2 separate regions of the Homo sapiens genome follow, and region 1 is linked to region 2. A link is an interaction called in ENCODE POLR2A ChIA-PET data of the cell type or tissue named here. Cell type or tissue: GM12878. All regions are shown on one strand.

Region 1 (4,000 bases), 990 kb after region 2:
CATGTATACGCACTCCATTCAACAGCATCAAGTGCCACCCATGTGCCTAAGCCAGCGTGGACACCCAGCCCAGCTGAGCCTTCAGATGACACCTGCCCCGTCTTCATTTGACTATAGCAACATGACATATCCCAAGCAAGAACCACCCAGCTGGGCCCAGTTAATCCACAGAACCATGAAAGACAATAAAATGCCAATTTAAGAATGTCCTAGATGAATAAATAAAAACTAACTTTATTAAAATCTCCACCTTTGATATCTGTCTTTTAAATATTCTTTGTGGCCGGGCGCGGTGGCTCACGCCTGTAATCCCAGCACTCTGGGAGGCTGAGGTGGGCAGATCATGAGGTCAGGAGTTCGAGACCGGCCTGACCAATATGGTGAAACCCCATCTCTACTAAAAAAATACAAAAATTAGCCGGGCATTGGGGTGCGCGCCTGTGGTCCCAGCTACTTGGGAGGCTGAGGCAGAAGAATCACTTGAACCCACGAGGCGGAGGTTGCAGTGAGCCGAGATCACACCACTGCACTCTAGCCTGGGTGACAGAGTGAGACTTCATCTCAAAACAAAACAAAACAAAACAAAAAAGAACTGGCTGGGCACAGTGGCTCATGCCTTTAATCCCAGCACTTTGGGAGGCCAAGGCAGGAATGAATGGCTCGAGCTCAGGAGTTTGAGACCAGCCTGGACAACACAGGGAGACCTGATCTCTACAACAAGTTAAAAAATGAGGTGGGCATGATGGTGCATGCATGTAGTCTTAGCTACTTGGGAGGCTGAGATGAAAGGATCACTTGAGCCTGGAAGTCAAGGCTAGATACAGTGAGCCAAGACTGTGCCACCGCACTCAAGCCTGGGCAAGAGTGAGACCCCATATCAAAAAAAAAAAAAAAAAAAAAAAAGGCTGGGTGTGGTGGCTCATGCCTATAATCCCAGTAATTTGGGAGGCTGAGGCAGATGGATCACTTGAGGCCAGGAATTCAAGACCAGCCTGGTCGATGTAGCAAGATCACAAGACACCATCTTTACAAAAAATTTTAAAATGAGCTGGGCATGGTAGCACATACCTGTAGTCCTAGCTACTCTGGACGCTGAGGCAGGAGGATTACTTGAGCCCAGAAGTTGGAGGCTGCAAGTGAGCTATGACTGCACCACTGCACTCCAGCCTGGGTGACTGAGGGAGATGCTATCTCAGACAAAATCAAACAAAAGAACCAACAGTATGTTACCAATGATAAAAATCAAACTTTCAAGAGAAAACTCAAATTTAGAAAACGTGTATTGACCACTGTGAGCCCGACAGCTTCCCAATACTTAAAGACTTTTTAAAAATGAGATCAGTGGTGATATTAACGAATGTCACCCGCCCGGCCTATTATAACTTCTAACATGGTAAACATAAGCCCTTGGGGTCTTCAATAATTTTTAAGAATCTAAAGGGACTGGCGCAGTGGCTCACATCTGTAATCCCAGCACTTTGGGAGGCCGACGCGGGTGAATCACGAGGTCAGGAGATTGAGACCATCCTGGCTAACATGGTGAAACCCCGTCTCTACTAAAAACACAAAAAATTAGCTGGGCGTGGTGGCGGGCACCTGTAGTCCCAGCTACTCGGGAGGCTGAGGCAGGAGAATGGCATGAACCCGGGAGGCGGGGCTTGCAGTAAGCCGAGATTGTGCCACTGCACTCCAGCCTGGGTGACAGAGAGAGACTCCGTCTCAAAAAACAAAAACAAACAAACAAACAAAAAAAGAATCTAAAGGGATCTTGAGGCCAAAAAGTTTGAGAATGCTGTTTTATAATATTCTAAAGTTGACTTCAAAATAAGCCATCTTTCGCCCAGGCGCGGTGGCTCATGCCTGTAATCCCAGCACTTTGGGAGACCGAGGTGGGCAGATCACCTGAGGTCAGGAGTTCAAGACCAGCCTGACCAACATGGTGAAACCCCATCTCTACTAAAAACACAAAAAATTAGCCAGGCATGGTGACACATGCCTGTAATCCCAGCTACTTGGGAGACTGAGGCAGGAGAACTGCTCGAACACGGGAGGCAGAGGCTGCAGTGAGCCAACATCACGCCACGCCACTGCACTCCATCCTGGGCAACAGAGCAAAACTCTGTCTCAGAGAAAAAAAAAAAAAAAAAAAAAAGACACATAGACCAATGGAACAGAATAGAGAACCCAGAAACAAATCCACACATCTACAGTGAACTCACTTTTGACAAAGGTGCCAAGAACATACACTGAGGAAAAGACAGTCTCTTCAATAAATGGTGCTTGGAAAACTGGATATTCATATGGAGATGAATGAAACTAGACCCCTACCTCTTGCCATCCACAAAAACCAAATCAAAATAAAGACTTAAATCTGAGACTTCAAACCATGAAAGTACTACAAGAAAACAGGAGAAAATCTCCAGGACACTGGTCTGGGCAAAAATTTCTTGAGCAATACCCCGCAAGCACAGGCAACCAAAGCAAAAATGGTCAAATGGGATCACATCACATTAAACAGTTTCTGCACAGCAAAGGAAACAATCAACAAAGTGAAGAGACAACCCACAGAATGAGAGAAAATATTTGCAAACTACCCATTTCACAAGGGGTTAATAACAAGAATATATAACGAGCTCAAACAACTCTATAGGAAAAAAACGAATAATCTAATAAAAGGATGGGCAAAAGATTTTAATAGACATTTCTCAAAAGAAGACATACAAGGCCGGGTGTGGTAGCTCATGCCTGTAATCCCAACATTTTGGGAGGCTGAGGCAGGCAGATCACTTGAGGTCAGGAGTTCGAGACCAGCCTGGCCAACATGACAAAACCCCATCTCTACTAAAAATACAAAAATTAGCTGGGCGTGGTGGCGGGCGCCTGTAATCTGAGCTACTTGGGAGGCTGAGGCAGGAGAATCGCTTGAACCCAGGAGGTGGAGGTTACAGGGAGCCAAGATTGTGCCATTGCTCTCCAGCCTGGGTGACAAGAGCAAGATTCCATCTCAAAAAAACAAAAAAGAAAAGAAAAAAAGAAATATACACCTACTACTATGTACCCATTAAATTAAAAAAAAACAAAAACAAACAAAAAAAAAACTTAGCCAGGCACAGTGGTGTGCACCTGTAGTCCCAGCTACTTGGGAGGCTGTGGTGAGAGGACTGCCTAGGGAGGCCAAGCTTATCCAACCCATGGCCCATGACTGCATGCAGCCCAGGAGAGCTCTGAATGCATCCCAACGCAAATACGTAAACTTTATTAAAACATGAGATTCTTTTGCCATTTTTATTTTTAGCTCATCACTATTGTTAGTGTTAGTGTATTTTATGTATAGCCCAAGATAATAATTCTTCTTCCAATGTGGCCCAGGGATGCCAAAAGATTGGACACACCCCTGGTCCTAGGTGATATAGCAGTACCCAATCAAGAAAGAAAGAAGAGGCCGGGCGCGGTGGCTCACGCCTGTAATCCCAGCACTTTGGGAGGCCGAGGCCGGTGGATCACGAGGTCAGGAGATCGAGACCATCTTGGCTAACACGGTGAAACCCCGTCTCTACTAAAAATACAAAAAATTAGCCGGGCGTGGTGGCGGGCGCCTGTAGTCCCAGCTACTCAGGAGGCTTAGGCAGGAGAATGGTGTGAACCCAGGAGGCAGAGCTTGCAGTGAGCCTAGATCGCGCCACTGCACTCCAGCCTGGGTGACAGAGCGAGACTCCGTCTCAAAAAAAAAAAAAAAAAGAAAGGAGAAGAGAAGTTCCTACCTGCGACTGGGAGCTCAAGGCTCAGGGATGAACTGGACAACTGACCCCTGGAAATGCACGTACAATTGCTGCCACTGGGCCTGGCTGCTGCTAAAGCAAATGGCAAAGCAAATCAGTTCAACTCAGTAGCTCTCCCCGCTCAGGAGGTACTTTGACCTCTTCCCTCTTGGGGAACCTCAGAAGTCTCTGAAACTCCCCCCTTCTTCCTCCCTCACATTCCCTTCAGAGGAAAGCACTTG
Region 2 (4,000 bases):
TAACATTTGTTTGAAGGCTGAGTGACTTCTTGGACTAATAAATTCTAAATTTAGTGCTGAGACAGTGTCTGTCACATAGCTGGATCCAAAACCTGTTGACAGAATGAATGAAGCATTAATAACTCTGTTGCCCGTAATAAAACATTGGCCCTTTATTGAGCCCTTACAAGTACCAGGCACTGTTAATACACAGAAAGAAAGATGTCTGGCACTCCATACATTTCCTTCCTTCCTTTCCTTCTCTTTCTTCCTTCCTTTCCTTCTCTTTCTTTGTTTCTTTCTTTCTTTCTTTTTCCTTCCTTCCTTCCTTCCTTCCTTCCTTCCTTCCTCCCTCCCTCCCTCCCTTTCTTCCTTTCTTTCCTTCTTTTTTTCCTTCCTTTCCTTCCTTTCTTCTTTTTTCCTTTGAGACAGGATCTCACTCTGTTGCCTAGGCTGGAGTGCAGTAGCACGATCATGGCTCACTGCAGCCTTGACCTCCTGGGCTCAAGCAATCCTCCTGCCTCAGCCTCCTGAGTAGCTGAGACTACAGGCATGTGCCACCATGCCTGGCTAATTTTTAAAATTTTTAGTAGAGATAAGATCTCACTATGTTGTCCAGGCTGGTCTTGAACTTCTGGGCTCAAGCAATCCTCCTACCTTGGTCTCCCACAGTGCTGGGATTACAGATGTGAGCCACCATGCCTGGCCTTCTTCTTTTCTTTGTAAGCATTATCGCATTTGGCCCAACTACCCTCTGAGATGACTACTTGTTTTATAAGTGAGCACAAGCTCAGTGACATCATGTCCCCTGCTGTGGTTACACAGCTGGCAGGTGTCTCCAGATGGGGCTGACTCCAAAGTTTGGTGCTTCCATATATATTTTGTGATGCCTCCCTGTGTTAATGAACCAAAACAGAATTTCTTAATATTTTTTTCTTTTTTTTTCTTTTTTTTTTTTTTTTTTTTTTTGAGACAGAGTCTCACTCTGTCACCCAGGCTGGAGTGCAGTGGCACGATCTCAGCTCACTACAACTTCTGCCTCCTGGGTTCAAGTGATTTTCCTGCCTCAGCCTTCCAAGTAGCTGGGATTACAAGTGTCTGCCACCATACCTGGCTAATTTTTGTATTTTTAGTAGAGATGGAGTTTCGCCATGTTGGCCAGGCTGGTCTCGAACTCCTGACCTCAGGTGATCCGCCTGCCTCAGCCTCCCAAATTGCTGGGATTACAGGTGTGAGCCACCGTGCCCGGCCTTTGCTTTCATTTTAATAAAACATGTTTTTCTTTTCTGATTATAAACATGTATTTACACTCTATTTTTTAAAATAAGGCATTACAGAAAGTGGAAATCTGACTTTTTAAGACTTCTTAGAATGTTCTCTCAAGATCCATGGCAACCCTTCCCGGGCATAGCAGATCTGGAACACGTGGCTCTTGTGGGCTCTTCCTTCTGGGTTGTCTCCAGGTCAAGGGATGTATGTATCCCATCGCTGACCTTTCTTTCTAGGTACCTCCCTCCCCACTAATCTTCAAAGATAACTGAGGGATGTTGTAAAGGCAATAAAGCCACCTCGACTTTCTCCCCCTAACCTGCATTTCCCATTAAGTCTTGTTTTCAACTCTACAGGTGGGGTTTTCCCCAGCCAGACCTTAGGTTATTTTCTGAGCTTTGGTTTCTTACTGGGGTTTGGGTGCAATAAGGAAGTTGACAAGTGAAACTGTTTTTTCCAGGGTAGCTGAGCTAAGCCTCTTATCATTGGAGGAGCGGGGAGCAGTCCTGGGATGGGTGGTAACAGGTGGAGGAAGGTGAGCCAGCCCATGGCTCTCTGGATTGGCTGCCATGAGCTCAGTTCCTGGGAGATACTGTATATATGGACGGCCAAAGCATCTTCTGAGACACTCAGAAAATTGCCAGCACCAAAGTAGTGGCATCTTCTCCCTGGGAGAGCTGGGTCTGACTTCTCACTGGACACAACTTCCAGCTGACAGGGAGCAGAGCCTAACACAGAGACCTCTTGTCTGAAGATCCCAGCCCAGGGTGTTCAGGACAGAAGCGATTTCTGTGGTCCAAGGTTGGTTGAACAATACCCTCTCCTTTGGGGGCGGGAGCAGTGGGTATGTATCTTGGGGTCCGGAGAAGAGTTTAGTCCTGGGTGTCAAACCAAGAGTCCAGTCCCAATGCTGCTTCCAGCATGCTGGGCCCTCCCAGAGAGGCAATGGGGGTGGAGGTGGGGGATCAGTTTTCTTATCTCTAAAAAGAGGGAGCAAGGTTCAATGACATTATCTCAACGGGGTGTTTCTCAAAGGGCTCTGGGCTCACTCGGACTTAAAACTCTGTATTCAAGTCCCAATCCTGCTTATTAGCCGCCACCCTGAGCAAGGAACTTCACTTCCTTGGGCCTCAGTTTTCTTGTCTGTAGGATGGGGCAGCATTACATAGCTCACCTGCTAGTTTCCCTCAGGATGTGGTAGAGGTCAAGTTATAGACTTTATGTGAAGGTACATGAGGGAACCCCCTGATAAATGAGAGGTGTTATTATGACCTATGGTTAAATTAAGGTTCTATGAGTTTTAAGGTTTTTGGAAGTTAGTCCAAGAATGGGGAAATCTTATTAAAATAACTCATGGTCTACTGCTCTCTTGGATGGGAATGTAGAGGCTGGGAGGTGGATTATAACCCACAGTCCTGACCGACTCCTCACACAGTGTTGCATTGCCCGTGGTCTTGGATAGAGGACAGAATGGGGTGGGGAGGGCATGGGTGTCTATACCTAGGCACACGTGATTGTGTGACTCCATGTGCATAGGTCATGGTAGGTGTGTATGTGACTGTGATTACCTCCATCAGTGTGAAATAGCAGGTTTCTCCCCTAAGTCCATGTGTAAGTGCGTGCATGTGTATCTATGCTTACATGAGGCCATTTGGTGTAGAATAGAGAATGTAGGATTTGAATCGGGAGAAGTGGGAGAGTCTCAGCTCTCTGCTTCCCGGCTATGTGACCTTGGGCGTGTCTCTTAATGGTCCGGAGCCTCAGTGCCCCACTGTTAGCCCATCTGATTCACTGCTCCTGGCAAAGATGAAATGAGATCATGTCAATGAAACGGCTCTCTGGACGCCGTGTGGCTGCATGAAGGTGAGCTGGTTTGGGTTTGCACATGCCTGTGTATCATTTGTTTGTTTCACAAACACTGAGAGCCTCCCAGGCTCAGGTCCCCTCTCATGGAATTTAGAGTTAGGACCGATGGCAAGCGGTGAGCTTGGTCACATAATTATTCCCTTACACTTGGGACAGGAGAAATACAGGGCGTCTTGAGTCCATGTTGGTCTGTGGTGTGCACAAGTGTGTTCTGGTGACACGTGGATGTCTGTGGTGTTGACTGTGGGTCCACGTGTGTGTGCCACACACTCTGTCCCTCAGGGTGCTGCTGTGGGTGTGCAGCAGGTTGGCTCTCTGTGAAGTTTCTATTGTGTGAATCATGGGGTGGAGAAGGGGAGCCGCGAAGTTATCTCCATGAAAGGCACCAGAGCAGTTAGAGAGTAACGCGGCCAGGTGAACAAATTAGAGAACAGCATAGAGATGAGGTCACCGTGCAACTTAGAAAGTAAACAACACACAGCAGCAAGCTTGGGGAAGGCAAGCAAACTTCCCGTTCCAGGGTCAGCTTTGTGAGCCTTCTCTGGTTCTTTGTTGCTGTTGCTGGACATGTCACCGGTAAATGTCACATCTTATCAGAAGCAGTCTTGTGATGTGCAGATCACTTGGGTATTTCTGAGCTGATTTGGACTTTGCTCTGACATCCACTTTCGGCCAAGGCAATAACAAGTTTACAAGATCAGCTGGGTTTCCGCATAGTGAGACCACGCTGCTCACTTAGGATTCCTGGTCTGGAGCACAGTCTGCACAGGGTGGGATTCCCTGGTGGTCGGACTGAACGTAGTTGAGCACCTGGGGCACAAAACAAAAAAAGAAGAAGAAAGGAAAGGAAAGTCTTGCTTTGATAAATCCTGGATAGCAGAATTTT

What was found. ChIA-PET counts read pairs that join two places held together with the same protein. Peaks named below come from ENCODE experiments on the same cell type or tissue, not always from the same donor. Only the 100,000 strongest peaks of a DNase experiment are listed, where the experiment ranks them.
Region 1: POLR2A ChIA-PET joins it to region 2 with 8 read pairs; 1 of 35 experiments calls an interaction of 5 or more read pairs at or near these places.

The regions. Positions count from the first base shown.
Region 1 is chr6:35,348,765-35,352,764 of GRCh38, reverse strand. The region is part of intron 2 of PPARD (peroxisome proliferator activated receptor delta); the gene reads right to left. Among named protein-coding and RNA genes, the nearest start is that of PPARD, 8.2 kb to the right of the region's middle. RefSeq lists an enhancer at 3,842-4,000. In GM12878, no CTCF peak of the experiment used is centred here; no DNase peak of the experiment used is centred here; H3K27ac peaks cover 256 bases.
Region 2 is chr6:36,334,761-36,338,760 of GRCh38, reverse strand. It overlaps BNIP5 (BCL2 interacting protein 5), which reads left to right and starts at 1,873. Exons shown (of 12, transcript NM_001010903.5): 1 at 1,873-2,049. In GM12878, no CTCF peak of the experiment used is centred here; a DNase peak (open chromatin) is centred at 1,627.